Regions from separate parts of the Homo sapiens genome. Here region 2 is linked to region 1. A link is an interaction called in ENCODE POLR2A ChIA-PET data of the cell type or tissue named here. Cell type or tissue: HepG2. All regions are shown on one strand.

Region 1 (8,000 bases):
CATGGACTGGAACTAGAGATTCTTAATATTCATTATATTCTTTAAAGTTATCCAAACTTTAGATGGGCTAAAATCTATCCTTTTCTTAGAGAGTCCTTAACTCTTCACCTAATAACATTTTCATTTCTTTCTTTACTTTCAAAACCAGCACCAGCTTCCATTCCGAGAAAACCCTTGGCTTTCTTTGAGGGGCATATTCCCCCACAAAGGAATATAGTTTTTTATTATTTCATGAGAGCATGAAATACAATATTGAGTAAAGAACAAGAAAGCCTCATTGAAATGGGGCTGCTTTGTTGTTGGGTAGGCTTAGCTGCTGGGGTGCAAGATGGAAACTTACACTTCGCAAAATAACGAATGACCGACCACATCATGGATCTTTGAGATTGCTCACAAAGTCACAAATAGCAAAGCTGCTGATATAAAGGGCTACCATATGTTATATCAATGACACGTCTCTGTACTGTCCACAGTGAGGACATACCAACTTCTTTTTGTTTCAAGCACCATTCTAGAAGGACTGAATCTAGAAGGACTGAATTCCTGTGTGACAATTCCAGTTTCTATCATACATCTCCAGAGTGACAGCTTTTCTTCCTCTTTTCTCCCTAATCCAGTCCCCAGTCTCCGGCTGCCTCTCATCATAATTATGTGTAATGTTGGCTGACGCTATACTTGGATGTACAGGGAAACTGTACCTTCTTGATTTTTCTACCATTGATTGAATCTTCAGGAGCCCCCATCTCATGGGAGGTGGGGAAGCTATTCATGATATACAGTCTTTTTGAATGTACATAGACTCCCTTCAGTTGAAATCATTCATTTCTGGACATGTGAAATCTTTTGGGTTTCAGTCCCTGCCCTTGCTACTTTCTAATATGGTTGAGCTTCCAGGGACTGCATGTTGGAGGAGGGGAGGAGGAAGATCAGAATCATATACTGTTCTAGAATTCTGGATCCTTGCTGGCTCTGCTGCAGGATGGATTTCAGGATGGATTGCTGAGGAATAATGTGCCCCATCTGGTCTTTTGGAGTCTGTGGTCCTGGCCACTTGTCCTTGATAGCAAAGGCACCACACATAATGATCACTTTGACCTTACTCTGGGCCTCTGCCCATCTGCCACCCCTAAGTAGGGCATACAGGAATTTATGGATCCCTGCACCTCACCGTTTGCTGTGGCATATTAGGGCATTGGTCAGACTCCTCCATCTCCCTGCCTCCTCCCGTGGCTGCATCACCATTTCTCTAGAACACCTGCAGGGCTCCTCTTAGAGGTCTGGGGCCTTCCTCAGTGAGCCCAGGGAAGCATCCCATTGCTGCCTTCCTGCCCCATGATCTCAGGCTTCTCTACACTTAGATGTTTCTATAGCTTCCCCACCTCCACCACCTAGATTTAGCTCCTGAAGGAGAAAGCAAGGACAAATGCATTCAGCCTTCAAGTATTTTCTGTTTCTTTCTTTTCCACCATCCACTGAGGCTAGAAGGGATGGGCTCTGTTTTCTTCTTCCTCTATCGAAAGGACTTCCTCTACATCATAGCCTCCTTTGGAGGGCCATTAAGCTTCCTGGTTCAGTGTTAATGGTGGAAGAGCATCTTCTCTTACATGATGGAAGAAACTCTGTGATTTGAGTTGACCAGGTATGATAGGAAGTCCAAGATGACTAGGGACTTGAGACCACAGGAGATAAAAATACCCTGGTTTGATAATCCCAAAACATATCCACTACATGTGACACAATGTTCTGAATTCATCTAGGAGAAATTCTGTTCCTGGAAGTAATCATTTCAAACATAACAAAATAACTATTACAAATAACAAAAATAACTATTGTCTGCTTATGATATGCTAGGCATTTTCTAAGATAATTTAATCCACATGCAATCCTATGATGTCAGTGCTATTACGATTCCTATTTTACACATGAGGAAGTAAGGTCTGGATAGGAGGTAAAGAATCTGTTCAAGTTCACATGGTTAAATAAAGAATTATTATTTGACCACAATTCTGGCTGGCTGGGACCCCAGGCCCTTCCATCCTGCCTGTCCCCACCCCTCTTTCTTCATTCAGCTCATCAGCCTCTTTCTTCATTCAGCTCATCAGCTGCCCAGTCGGCTCTCCCCTAAACACTCTGAATCTGATGTGCCTGTCGAACCAAGCTACGTGCTGTTCCACTTACAGTCCGTCTAATTTTCCCTCCTCTAGGTCTTTGTTGCTTCTGTTCCCTTTTCCCGGGGTACCCTCCTGTCACCATTCCCCATGGCCCCAAACCTTCTCTGATCCCCACAGCCAGAAGGTATTTGTGTCTAAATTCACTCTATCTTTGCAGTGTCTCTCCAGTGTCTCAACTTTCACGTGGAATTAGTCACACATTATCTCGGGAACCACCTTGAGATTCAGGCTTGCATCTCCATCCTCTTTGTTTCTCCACAGCATCTGGGGCAGAAGCTGCATGAGTGAGTAGAAGACCCTTTTCTCTGCACACTGGGCCATGCCTGCAGCAGAGTTTAGCAAAGGCTTATGTTAGGACCTTGCCTAGGAGCTGGTTCCAGAGCTGGGAATCCGAGGTTGGCATGAAGTGAGACTCCAGAGACTAATTCTTTCGTCTCAGTCTGTGACTCACATGTGGAAATTCAGTCTAAGAAGTCACCAAAGGGATACAACGACCTTGAGTCTGCATGGCTTTCTGTTCTAAGGGCATCTCTGGGTTTCCTCCCTGCTTCTTGGAGGCAAAGCCTTCTGCCTATTTCCCTATTTAGTGATAACTTTTTCTAAGTTCCAGTAAAACAACCCCCGCTCCTCAATTTGTTTTATCTGAAGAAAGTGCCAAACCCATTATTGGAAAATGAAAAATATTGTCCTGTTTCATGAGCTCTTTGAACATCTGTATAGTAGTACATGGTTCAAGATTTCAAGATTGTTTATTTCCTTCTTTTTAGATACAGGGTCTCACTCTGTTGTTCAGGCTGGAATGCAGTGGTGTGATTATAGCTCATTACAGGCTCGAAATCCTGGGCAAGCAATCCTCTCACCTCAGCCTTTTGAGTAGTTAGAGCTAGAGGTATGTGTCACTATACCTGGCTAATTTTTTCATTTTTTTATTTGTAGAGATCAGGTCTTGCTATGTTGCCAAGGTTCCTGGCCTCAAGCGATTCTCCTGCCTCAGCCTCCCAAAGTGCTGGGATTATAGGTGTGAGCTACCATGCCCCACCTCAAGATTTATTATTGTTATTGATATTGCATTTGAAGTTATTGGCATGACCCATAGCCTAATGATAAAGGGACTCAACAGTAAAACATTGAAGGCAGATGGATCTAGAGAGCCTCTGAGGCAGTCATTTGCAGGATCAGGGTAGGGATCTTTGCCAATTAATGTGGTCATATTCCTACCATTGGAGGAGTCAGATTAAATTGTGCTTGAAGGAAATAAAGACATTTACTATGGGAATCCAGGCTGCCTTGCTAATGAATTGCTCCATGTAGCAGCGAGGTTTCTCCCAGCCGAGGGCTGAAAGTGAAGACCTTGCTTAGCAAAAGGTATGTTGATTAAATAAATGTGTTCCTCACATAGTAGTTCCGCCACTGGACACTCAGGGTTTCTGTATCCATGTCCTAGGGTACAGCTATCCAAACTTCTGCCAGGAAAGAAACAGATAAAAGTTGTGTTTGTGCTGCTATTTAGTGGGGCATGAGGCTGGGTGTGGTGGCTCATGCCTATAATCCCAGCAATTTGGGAGGCCAAGGCAGGTGGATCACTTGAGGTCAGGAGTTTGAGACCAGCTTGGCCAACATGGTGAAACCCCGCCTCTACTAAAAATACAAAAATTAGCTAGGCGTGATGGTGTATGCCTGTAATACCAGCTACTAGGAAGCCTGAGGCAGGAGAATCTCTTGAACCCAGGAGGCTGAGGTTGCAGTGAGTCAAGATCGTGCCGCTGCACTCCAGCCCAGGTGACAGAGCGAGACTTCATCTCAAAAAAAAAAAGGGCGCCAAACATCTACTGTGTACCCACAAAAATTAAAATTATAAAAAGACGGCATCAGCAATCCCAGGAGGTGATGTGTCCCTGGTTGGTGTACCTCAGGAGTTGCTGCATTTGCCTCACATCACCATGTGAGATAAAGTAGCAAATGTAAGAAGCCACGTGTGCTCATTTCTGTTTGCCAGCAAAATTTCACAAAGCTTCTTGCCTGAGTCACTATATTTCTCGAAAGATGAATGATCCTAGCCCTTGCCTTTTTCTGCACGTAAGATAACATCTGACAGGGTTAATGATTATGCTTCTGTAATTATAACCAGATGTACTCTTGCACCCAAGCTTTGATGTGATTGTACACGTGCTAAACCTTCATCACCCGCATATAAACTGTGAACTAAAACATAGCTTTGGAGGTGTCTGACAGAACCTCTCTGAAAGACTCCTCTTGGGCTATAGTCCTCAGTCAGACTTCTGAATAAAACCAACTTGAACTCTTTAAAAGTTTGATGTTTATTTCTTTAGAAGGCATTTGGCTGCTAGGAGACACAAAGCACAACCACAGCTAAGTCAGCCAGCAGTGGCTTGGGTGAAGACTGCACGTTGTGTTGTGGGTGGCCCTGTACTTGCCTTGTTTTGGAGTGCGAGCAAACCCCCTCCCCTCCACCTGCTTTTCCTGGGGCCGGGTTACCTCTCAGCACAACCTGCTTTCCCATTTGGCTCCTGAATCACTTGCAAACAGCTCCATGTGCATTCGAGTCTAATGCGTTAAGAGCCCCTCCACGCCCATTTATCTCAATAGGAGAAAAGAAAGGCAGGAGCACTAGGATGATTCTGGGGTGATTCTCTCTGGTTTCCCTGGAATCCTGGAGTCTCAATTATGGTCCCTTGGATTGGATGTGCTCTTGGCCTGCCAGAGGGAGGAACAGTATCTTTTCTGCAGTTTAAGATTCTGCCGGGAGGCCAGAAACCAGCTGAGGGTCCACTCCTTAGGAGTCAGGAGTGCAGTCCCCGAGTGCAGTTCGCTGCATCAGAGTGAAAATCTTGGGGCAATATCTTGGCTCCAGCAAGCATTAGCTGTACCCTTAAGCAAGGCATTTCCTTTTGAAACTCCGATCTCCTCACCTAAGAAAGGAGTGAGTTGAATTATATGCCCCTATAAGGCCTTTCCTGGTCTGTGGTCTGTGGTGTGTGTGTGTGTGTGTGTGTGTGTGTGTGTGTGTGCGCGCGCGCGTGTGTGTGTGTGCGCATGCGCGCGCACCCATCCTCTTGAGCCAAAGGAGAGACAGCTGTTAAATTGGAAGGATATGTTTCAAAGCCATCATTTTTCCTGTAGAAATAGAACTCACTTTAAGTTTTCTAATTACCTCCTACATGTCACATTCTTTCTTCCTCTTTAAGTCTGGATTGCTTCTCATGACTGAGGGCCTGAAGCCATCTTTTGATTTCTTCAATCTGTAAAGCAACTTATTTTAAATTTTGAATGCTGATAGAAAAGGCTTTAATAGCTTCATTACAGAGCCATCTTTTTTCTTATTCTGGCTGAGGAAATGGATCTGTTTTGCTAAATGAGATTAATTTTTCAATGTATATAATAATAGGCATAAATGTGTACATCTTAGCATATTAAAAGTGTCTTAAGCTTACCATTAATTAGTCTTGAGAAGAAAAGACTAAATACAAGTGTAATGAATTTATTACCAGTTGGAGGGATGAATAGTCACGGTGCAATCAGCAGCTTTCATTGGAACAAACAAGACTGTTTTAGAATGAAGGCATCGCATCAGTCCAGGACCGTGATTCCTTGCTTATTTGCATGCATGAATACACTCCGGGGCCATTAGCTTGAAGGACATAACCGAGAGGAGGCTGATTGATGCTATGAGCTACCACTGTTCTAAAAATGCCTTCAATAAGTTCCTTCTCTGTTTCAAGGTGGGACTGTTTAGGTAGCTATTACTTCACTCATATCTAAATATACTAACATGCTTAAAAGATCAGCAGAGAAAGCACTTGAAACCTGTGACTAAATTCCACATGTTAATTATTTAATTGGATAACAACATTACACTTTAATCACTGGAAAATCACAAATACACACTGATATTTACAAAAGTTTTTTCAGTTAAATTTCAATGAAAGGAAGTTGGTATATTCTAGGACAAAAAGGAACAGGGTGATGAATCCTGCTGACAGACTTGACTGGTACATGGTCCATTCCTAAAGAATCTCCTGATTCGGCTAAGAGCCAGGATAGAATAATAAATAAAAATACAATTATTATATTTATAGAAATGTACATAACCTAAAATTGTTACTTGCTTGGCTTTGAAATGCATTATTACACAATGCATTTCAAAGCCAAGCAAGTAAGAATTTTTGTAAATCAGAATTAACAGTTTTGCTTAGGCTAATATTATAGTGTGTTTGCATTTTCTTTTATTTTCCTTTTGAGATGGAATCTTGCTCTATCACCCAGGCTGGAGTGCAGTGGTGTGATCTCAATTCACTGCAACCTCTGCCTCTGGGGTTCAAGCAATTCTCATGCCTCAGCCTCCTGAGGAGCTGGGACCACAGGCATGTGCCACCACGCCAGCTAATTTCTGTATTTTTCTAGAGATGGGGTTTTTGGCCATGTTGGCCAGGCTGGTCTTGAACTCCTGACCTCAGGTGATCTGCCCATCTTGGCCTCCCGAAGTGCTGGGATTACAGATGTGAGCCACCATGCCGGCCTGCATTTTCTGAGAGTACAATGATTGGGCTGAAGGTGAGTCTGCTGGGTGGTGATAGAAAGAAATATTGGTTGAAACTTCAGTCAGAGAAACAAATCAACAAATAATAGAAACAATCAAACAAGCAAACAATTAATTCCTTGTCTATAAAAAATTAGGAATTGGTCAAATATGGTTGGGTCAGTCCCAAACCAGGTACCATTTGCATAGCTACCACATCAAAATGAATCAAGAAGAAATGAAGACGTGTACCTACAGTTACCACAAATGTATAATACAAACAGATTCAGAAGTGATATTTATGCAGCACTAGGGTGCTATTTTGCAACATGCAGGGAGGACTGTCAACACTTCTAAGACCGCAGGGATGCTGAGAGTCTTGGGGTCACTGAGAATCTGAGGTTAAATTTCCCAGATTATAACCAAGAACAGGGATCCCTTTTTGGCCCACTGTAGACAAGGTACACTGTGAAGTCTTCAGGAGTCTTTCATCCAAAGAACAGGGATGAAAAAGTGTGGGTATTTCTCTAATAAATCACAGTGGATGGGGTTTCCAAATAAACTCCCTCCAAATAAACTGTTCAATATCACTTCTCCATTCTTATCGTGTGCACAGTTGAAAAGCACATTCACAAACCATGGCCTCAATGGGCTCTCCCAACAGTCTTGCAAGGTATGAAGAGCGGATATTTTCATCATCGCCATTTCATTAAAGCAAAACTGAGACACAGAGAGAAAACATCATGAATTTAGGACTTGAGTCTTAGAGTTAGGACCTGAACCCAGGTCTTTGGATTCTAGGTAGAGTTCCTTTTGTAAAAGAGGGAGTGTTCTAGAAAGTGGTCCAGTCCTTAGCAAAATGCCCACAGAGATTATGTTCATTGCCAGTGGCAACCTCCACTTTTTTCTCTGTCCTCTTTCCCCCTGACCCCAGAGCCACTGAAATCCTTTGCACTGAGGAGGCAAAAATTGACACCTCAGGATTACCCATCTCCACCCAAATAAAATGATAAGCTTTCAAGCATCAGTGGGAAAGTGATTTTTAGGTTCTTTCCTTTGAAATTACACCATTGTGGATAACCACATAAGGCTGGGCTGACTATAAGAATTTTTTTTTTCTTGAAGCCAAAATCCTAGAGAATGCCCTGGGAGGCAGTAGGAGGTGGGTGGGAAAGTTCAGTATGATGGCTGTAACACACCTCCCATGATGCTGTAAACCACGCACTGACAAACTTATCGTTACATTTCCATTGTGTCTAAGAGTCTTCTTCTATAGCCGTTGGTTGTTGTTG
Region 2 (8,000 bases), 570 kb before region 1:
TATTCTAAATTTTTACTTAACTTAATTCAATGCTTTCTACTCATTTTTCTATACTTTTTTTTTTGAGGCAGAGTCTCATTCTGTTGCCCAGGCTGGAGTGCAGTGGCGTGATCTTGGCTCACTACAACCTCCACCTTCCAGGCTTAAGCGATTCTCATGCCTCATCCTCCCAAGTAGGTGGGATTACAGGTGCCCACCACCAAGCCCTGCAAATTTTTTTGTATTTTTAGTAGAGACAGTGTTTTGCCATGTTGGCCAGGCTGGTCTCGAACTCCTGACATCAGGTGATCCACCTGCCTCGGCCTCCCAAAGTGCTGGGATTACAGGTGTGAGCCACCACGCCCTGCCTACTCTTTGTTTTCTTTCCTCCCCACCCATTTTCCCCCGTCCTGTCCCCTCCTTCCAGCCTGAGATGTAGGCTCCACCTTAACTGTGCTCAGATACACAAGTGAGGGCTTTTTAACTTGATTATGCCTTTTAAAAATACTATGTATGTAAAATATTTATTCATCTGCAATTTGGCTTCCCTAACTTAACATTGCATCATGAAACTCTTTGGAACAACAGCTATCTAGATAGCTGACTCATTCTTTTGGATTGCTACGTAATCTCACTTAATACAGATGTATCATGATTGATTGAATCATTGCCTTGTTGATGGGCCTTCAGATTATTTCCAGTTTTTTGCCACTGCAAACAATAAACATCCTTGTACATACTACATTGCAGTCTGGTACTTCTGTTTCTGTGGAATAGATTCACACGTGCAAAATTTCTGGAACAAAGCCTGTGTGTAATTTAAATTTTACCAGCCATGACCGGGCTATGCTCGCACATAGCTGGAGCAAATCCTATTCCCACCAGCTGTTTACGGCATTAATTTGGAAGAGTTTCTGTCATTTAACTATGAGAAGCCACCTTTTCTACAAATGTTGCCTACACATCTTCTCTCTTTTGCAAACGGCACACCTAAAGCTCTCTAAAACTTTCGGCCATGAGGACCATTTGAAAATCCTCCTAAAACTGTTAGCAATTCTCATTCTAAACCTGGTCCTTGGCCCAAAACATCTGCATGAGAAGCCTGGAAAACAGGCAGTGAGTGTGTAGGCTTCCAACTCAGAGGGTGGTGTGTCTGCACAGCTCCACACACCCCAGCAACTGGGAAGGCTTGAGGTGAGGTTATGCCCTGGCCTTTTTACTGACTTTTACTAAAATTACACATGCAAGTATTTGCATTCCAGCCAGAATACCCTCTAGATCCAAAAGCTCAAAAGGAGCAGAGAATTGAGAACACTATTAAAGTAGCCCATGCTGTTCCTCCCCTCCAGGCTCTGGCAGACAACCAGCATTTCCCTGGTGCCCCTCACACCCTACCTTGCTTAGGATATGCCTGACAATGTCTAGAAACTTCACCCTCTGGTCCTAATAGGGTGTCCCAGGCAGTGACCTTAAGTTTGTCTTGAGCCGCCCACACGCTCTACCTCAAGTTTTCTGACAACAAGTGACTGGATTGGGGTGGTGGCTGATTGGGTCAAGGACCCCAGGCCCTACATCGTACCTATGGTGTGGTCACATCTTTTTCCTGCACCCAAGACTTTTTTGTCATGGCTGTAGATGGATGGACACGTGCACCCTAAGCTGTCTCTGTGTTGCTGCATGACACATCCTGAGTCTACCAGAGTCTCTACTGAAATGTGACAGCAGGGCCCATGTGCCTTCATGTAACCAGCACTGTCACAGACCACACCTGCCAGGCGAGTGATCAAGACTTACACAGACATGGCATCATGACCAGTTTCAGTTTTTCTGGCTCAGACACCACTCTGTTGAGGAACAGACTTCTTGGTGAGCCTGGCTCAGGCCAGAGGCTAAGAGTTTGCTGTCTCCCCAGAGGCCACGAGTCAGAGAAGAGCGAGGGCTTCCTCTTCCCTTATCCTCAGTGCTGGCAGAAGACCCCATTTCAGTGGGCACCCAGCTTCCCCAGTGGAAGAAAAAGGAGCCCAACCCTCATGCCTCTGGGAATGCATCCCTACAAAATGGGAATAACTCAGATATTCCCTGCAAAATGAGACTAAAATACTATGACTTTGAGAAATCTCAAAGCACATTCCAGATCATCCAAAGACTGCCCCGGAAAAACAGACTCAGCTTTGGCAAATGGGAGCCTTCCCCTGGGCCCGTGGCTTTAGGGAGCCTCACTTTGGAGCAGGAGCATGCACGGGGAAGCGACCGAGATTCCACCCCCAGAGCACTAAAGCCCCGAGGCCTCCCTCCCACAGTGAGCCCCAGACCCCAAACAGAGGGTGGAGAATGTGCTCCTCTGGCATTGGATGAGAGGCCTTAGACTGAAATGAGCCCCATGCACTGACCATGCCCCTTCTAAAGGGATCTTCCTGGTCAGCACAAAGCTGACCCCCCAAAAGAGCTCATCCTCCAATACTCAAGTGTCATCCCTGTTCCCTGGACTGAACTGTAATGGGCACACAAATTCCCTGGAATCTTGGTGAAATGTACCTTCTGCTTCAGCAGGTTTGGGGTGGACCAGATTGTACGTTCCTTTTCTTTTCTTTTTTCTTTTTTTTTTTTTTTGAGTCAGAGTTTCAGTCTTGTTGCCCAGGCTGGAGTGCAATGGTGTCATCTCGGCTCACCACAACCTCTGCCTCCCAGATTCAAGCGATTCTACTGCCCCAGCCTCCTGAGTAGCTGGGATTATAGGCATGCACCACCACGCCAGGCTAATTTTGTATTTTTAGTAGAGACAGGGGTCTGTCCATGTTGGTCAGCCTAGTCTCGAACTCCGGACCTCAGGTGACCCGCCTGCCTCGGCCTCCCAAAGGCTGGGATCACAGGCGTGAGCCACCCCGCTGAGTCCCAGATTCTACATTTCTAGCAAGTGTCACTGCCTCCTCCAAGATGCCCTGTACCCTAAACTGAACTTCATCCCTCCATCCGCCCCTCCCGCCCTCCCATCCGTCCTGGGGATTCCCAGATCTTGTTTTAATGCAAACCCTTTTGTGAGAAAGCATTGCTTTCTTAAACAATGCAAATTGTTTTGACTCCAACAGGTTTGGCTATAATCTGTCGAAGGAAATTGGCAGAAGGCCAGAGAGGAACTAGAGGAAGCTGGAAGCAGGCAGTTCAAGGCCACATGAACTCACACAGCTGCCCTCCCTTGATGGTGGGAGGTGGGTGGTGGGGAGGGAGAGGGGAGGTACTGGTTGCGGGGAGGAGACCTTCCATACACCCCGTGTCCAAGGGAGAATTACATGCACAGGCTTATCAGAGGTGACACCAGCATCCAGCAGGGAAGGGTGTTTTGCAACCAGGGGCTCCATGCTCAAAAAAATAACATTCAGCACCAAGGAGAGGGATTTTCAAGAACGAAGCAGAGGGTAAGGTGCAGGCAGGGTCCCGGCTAGGTGCAAGCCATGTCGGTTGTGGTGTGCTGGAATTTCGAAATCTGTAATTAAGATTCTAATTTTTTTAATTGGCTGTTTTGGTTCGGGGCTACTTAGCAATCAAGAACAAAATGGAGGCGCTTATGACGTCTCTTAAATATCGTTTATTCCTGTCGTGCCCAAGCCAAATCATGTCATCACCTCTGATTTCCTGGGGCAAACAAATAGAGGAAGCAGGAAGCAAAGGGCTGGTGGGTTTTCCTTAGCTTTGGGCCCACTTGGGATAGCCAAACAGTGGAAGCCTCCACCCAAAGTTAACGGGCTTTCTAGGCTCATTTGCACAAGAGCAGACTCCAAGAAGTTTCTTCTGGAATTTCAAATGTGATGTGGTCTGCAAATCTGCTCCCTGTCAGCTAAGAAGATGTTGACCTGTGCAGATGGCTGTTTCCAGAAGTCGAGCTGTCAGACTCTTTCCAAGGGCAGGACCCAGGCCTCCCCCATCTGTCTGTGGAGCCCTCATAAGCAGCATCCTGCCTTAGAGATGGGTTTTACTTAGAATTACAGAACATTTTTCCTCTGGGCATTATCTCAGCTCCTAACTTATGTTTAACATTTGAGCCAATGTCCTTCTTTGCCTCATCTTGGGCATTTTGTGGATTTGTTCATGCTTCCACTCGACAAACATGCATTCAATTCCTGCCATGAGTCTGTCTGCTCCGTGCGGGAGCTGTAATGGTGGGCAACAGAGGCAACGTGCCTGCTGTTAGGTGTTTTGTTCTGGTGGCACACGCATGCATGTATAACCAGAGGTGTGCTAGTGTACCAGCTCTATGCCCGAGTAGGGGTGAGGGAGCCCTAATTTGTACTATTTGCCAATTTCTATGATGTAAATGGTGACCCAGCCAATTTCAAGTTACCCACACTCACTGAATGTGGAGTTAATAGAGATGTGTATGTTCATCTCTCAGAAGCCTGTTTGACCTGCTCCAGCACAATTAATTTAATTTAACTGTTTACTTTGTAACCTTTACACATATTAATTCACTCCTATAAACAATATCATAGCTCTTCCAAATCAGAGCTGAAGTCATCTCAACCGGGAGGCTATTGATGGATTGGCGATGGTCCTCCAGGTCGCTCTCCCTTCCATGCAGACACCTAGGTGAAAGCCAAGCCCCAGGTAGGCACAGGAAGAGCCGAGGCCAGAGCGGAAGAGAAATGGCACATGGAGCTGCCACTGGAGTTGAGGATTATTTAGCAGTAAATCTTTTTTGATTTTCTATTGCATGCCTGGCAGTCCACTGGAATCTGCAGATGCCACAATGAATGAGTCACTGCCACTGCCTTCAAGGTGCTCACAGTCTGATGCAGAAAGGATAATGGCCATGCAGTATGGGGAAGTGTTGTGTTAGACATGGGAATTAGCAAGAAAGGTTTGCTAGAGAAGGGAAGTCTGAAAGGATGGATGGAGGCATCCAGGTGGAGAAGATGGGAAAGATGTAGAATCACTGCAAAAAAGAAAACAAGACTATGCTGCATTCAAGGAGCTGCAAGCGGTCCAGTACAGTGGGGATGTGGGCACGGATGGAGGAGAGCGACAAGATGAGGCCAGAGAATGAAAGGAGCAAGATCTGCAAAGATCCCTCTGGCTTGCCGTATGTTCTCTTGGGAAGCACTTCGCAAACCATAACGGGCACACAAATTCCCTGGGATCTTGGCAAAATGCAGCTTCTGCTTCGTCAGGTTTGGGATGGACCAGATTCTACATTTCTAACAAGCTCCCTGGTTATGTTGATGCTGCTGGTCCATGGACTATCGTTTGTATAGTAAGGGTGTAACGAAGAGGAGGGCACTGAAGGGTGTTAGGAAGGTGGATTCCACGATCAGGCTTGCATTTCTAAAGATGACTCTAGGTGCTGGGGGCAGGATGGGCTGCAGGCAGCCACAGCTGCAGGAGCAATGGAAGAGAAAAAGAAGGTTAAGAGTTAAGTCTAGGTTAGGTGCGGTGGCTCATGCCTCTTATCCAAACACTTTGGGAGGCTAAGACGGAAGGACCACTTTACCCAGCAGTTCGAGACCAGCCTGGGCAACATGGCGAGACCCTGTCTCTACAAGAAATAAAAACTCAGCCAGGCGTGGTGATATGCACCTGTAGTCCCAGCTACTTGGAAAGCTGAAATGGGAGGATCGCTTGAGCCCAGGAGGTCAAGGCTGCAGTGAGCCATGATCCTGCTGTTGCACTCCAGCCTGGGCAACAGAGCAAGACCCTTCTCAAAAAAAAAAGAATGAGTTAAATCTGGCATGTTGATGAGCTTGAGGGATCCCATTTGGGTTCCGCTTTTTGTCAGGCTTCTTGTCCTCACCACCTGTCTCACTTGTTTCTCCTCCCAAGGTGGATGTGGAGCCCCCAGGATTCTTCCTACTCCAGGACATCTTCTCAGGCCTCTGTGTGCCAGCTTGTGCAGCATGACTTGGCTTTACAGAATTGGGCAAAGTCATGCTTAATGTCACTCAGTCCTGTTCCAGAGTGAAGTCATTTATTTTAGGGGAAGATCTATTTCAGTAGCTTTATTTTTTTATGTAGTAATTTTTATTGTTTTTCCTTTTCAATAAAATAAATACTTGCTATGCAGTTTCTCCTGAAATTATAAATTAACTGTTCAGGGTTAGCAAAGCATGAGTTATTCTATTGAATCTATAAAACATTCAGCTTTAAAAGAAACAGATATATATTTTTTTCTCATTACACATTATTATATAACCTTTAAGGATAATAAAGCTGTGTTCAGATTTAAAATTTGAGAAATCTAGCTATACCAAGTTTTTAAAAGTGCATTAATCAAGGCTAAATTTTAAATATTGATATATACATATTTCATAATCTGAATCTGTTTAACATGAACACTAGCCTTTCTTTCTGTTATTTTTTTTTTTTCCCTACAAGATGGCTTGACTTTGCAGAACAGTGGTTCTCAACTACTGGTGACTTTGCCTCCCTGGGAATATTTGGAAATATCTGATGTAATTTTTGTTGTCATCGGGGCGGAGGAGATAATGGCATTCACTGAGTAGAACCTAAGGATGCTGCTAAACATCCTACAATGCATAGAATGGAACCCCATAACAAAGGAATATGCAGCCCAAATGTCAACCATGCCAAGGTTAAGAAACCCTGTTGTAAAGTGCAACTCAATTCCCATTTTATGAATAGCCTCTCTGTTCAATGTAATTCTGAAAACACAGACTTGACTAATTTGCATATACTGCTTAAAAGAATGTTTAACCTAACCAATGTCATTACCAAAAGCAATGGTTGACTTTAAGTATCAAGTGATACTTCCAGAATGATTAAACCACAAAGTCAGCTTAGAAAGATAGAAATTGGGACATATTATTTATATACCATTTAATTGTTCTTGAATCTGCTCTACCAGTCTAATCTATTAATATGGAAAGTTAATTAGAACTGTTTTGAGTTAGCTAAGCACATAGTTTCCTTTGAACACTTTTCTGAACTATGACAAAAATTAAATTATATATAAAGCACCTGGGAAATAGAAAAGCACTCTACAAATGTTCTCAAAATGTTTGTTGCAACATGTGAAAAGTGAAGAGCTTTACCTACTTGTCCAAACTTGTCATGAACATGTGTTTGGACAGTTAAATTAGTTTTTATTTGTTCTCTCTTTTTTACAATGATCTCTTATACATGACTTTTACAAATATCAGTGCATATATATAGTATGTGTGATACAAGAGAAAGCAAATGTGTTTTTCACACATGTAAAGTATCAAGATGGCATATGAGTATTCTAATTGGGAGCCAACTTTTTTTCAAATTATTCTAAGTTTTGGGGGTTTTATGGTTTTTTGTTTGTTTGTTTTTTATTTTTTGAGACGGAGTCTCACTCTGTCGCCCAGGCTGGAGTTGCAGTGGCATGACCTTGGCTCATAGCAACCTCCGTCTCTCGGGTTCAAGCAATTCTCCTGCCTCAGCCTCCCAAGTAGCTGGGATTACAGGCACCCGCCACCATGCCTGGCTAATTTTTTGTATTTTTAGAGAGACAGGGTTTCACCATGTTGGCCAGGTTGGTCTCGATCTCCTGACCTCAGGTGATCCACCCACCTCGGCCTCCCAAAGTGCTGGGATTATAGTCATGAGCCGCCATGGCCAGTCTTTTTTTTTTTGACAGGATCTCATTCTATCATCCAGGCTGGAGTGCAGTGGCATGATCATGGTTCAATGTAGCCTCGACCTCCCAGGATCAAGCGATCTTCCCGCGTCAGCCTCCTGACTAACTGGGACCACAGACATGCACCACCATGCCCAGATAATTTTTTGTATTTTTAGTAAAGACAGGGTTTCACCATGTTGCCCAGGTTGGTCTCGACCTCCTGGGCTCAAGCGATCCGCCTGCCCCAGCCTTCCAAATTACTGGGATTACAAGGCGTGAGCCACTGTGCCCAGCCTATTCTAAGGTTAAGTAGAGAAAGTTTTCAGTACTTTATTAATCATTTATCTCCACATCCACATCCTATATATTTTTCATGGTCAATAAACTGATTCAAATGACTTAAGTTATCCCACCATTTAAAGAGAAA

What was found. Peaks named below come from ENCODE experiments on the same cell type or tissue, not always from the same donor. Only the 100,000 strongest peaks of a DNase experiment are listed, where the experiment ranks them.
Region 2: POLR2A ChIA-PET joins it to region 1 with 5 read pairs; 1 of 35 experiments calls an interaction of 5 or more read pairs at or near these places.

What each region holds. Positions count from the first base shown.
Region 1 is chr20:5,293,215-5,301,214 of GRCh38, forward strand. PROKR2 (prokineticin receptor 2) reads right to left here. Exons shown (of 3, transcript NM_144773.4): 3 at 6,004-8,000. Among named protein-coding and RNA genes, the nearest start is that of PROKR2, 20 kb to the right of the region's middle. In HepG2, no CTCF peak of the experiment used is centred here; a DNase peak (open chromatin) is centred at 4,257; H3K27me3 peaks cover 1,160 bases.
Region 2 is chr20:4,727,740-4,735,739 of GRCh38, forward strand. It overlaps PRND (prion like protein doppel), which reads left to right. Exons shown (of 2, transcript NM_012409.4): 2 at 1-721. It overlaps PRNT (prion locus lncRNA, testis expressed), which reads right to left. Exons shown (of 2, transcript NR_024269.1): 2 at 3,543-5,346. It also overlaps the pseudogene IDI1P3. Among named protein-coding and RNA genes, the nearest start is that of PRNT, 8.9 kb to the right of the region's middle. RefSeq lists an enhancer at 1,768-1,877. In HepG2, no CTCF peak of the experiment used is centred here; a DNase peak (open chromatin) is centred at 3,222; H3K27me3 peaks cover 1,560 bases.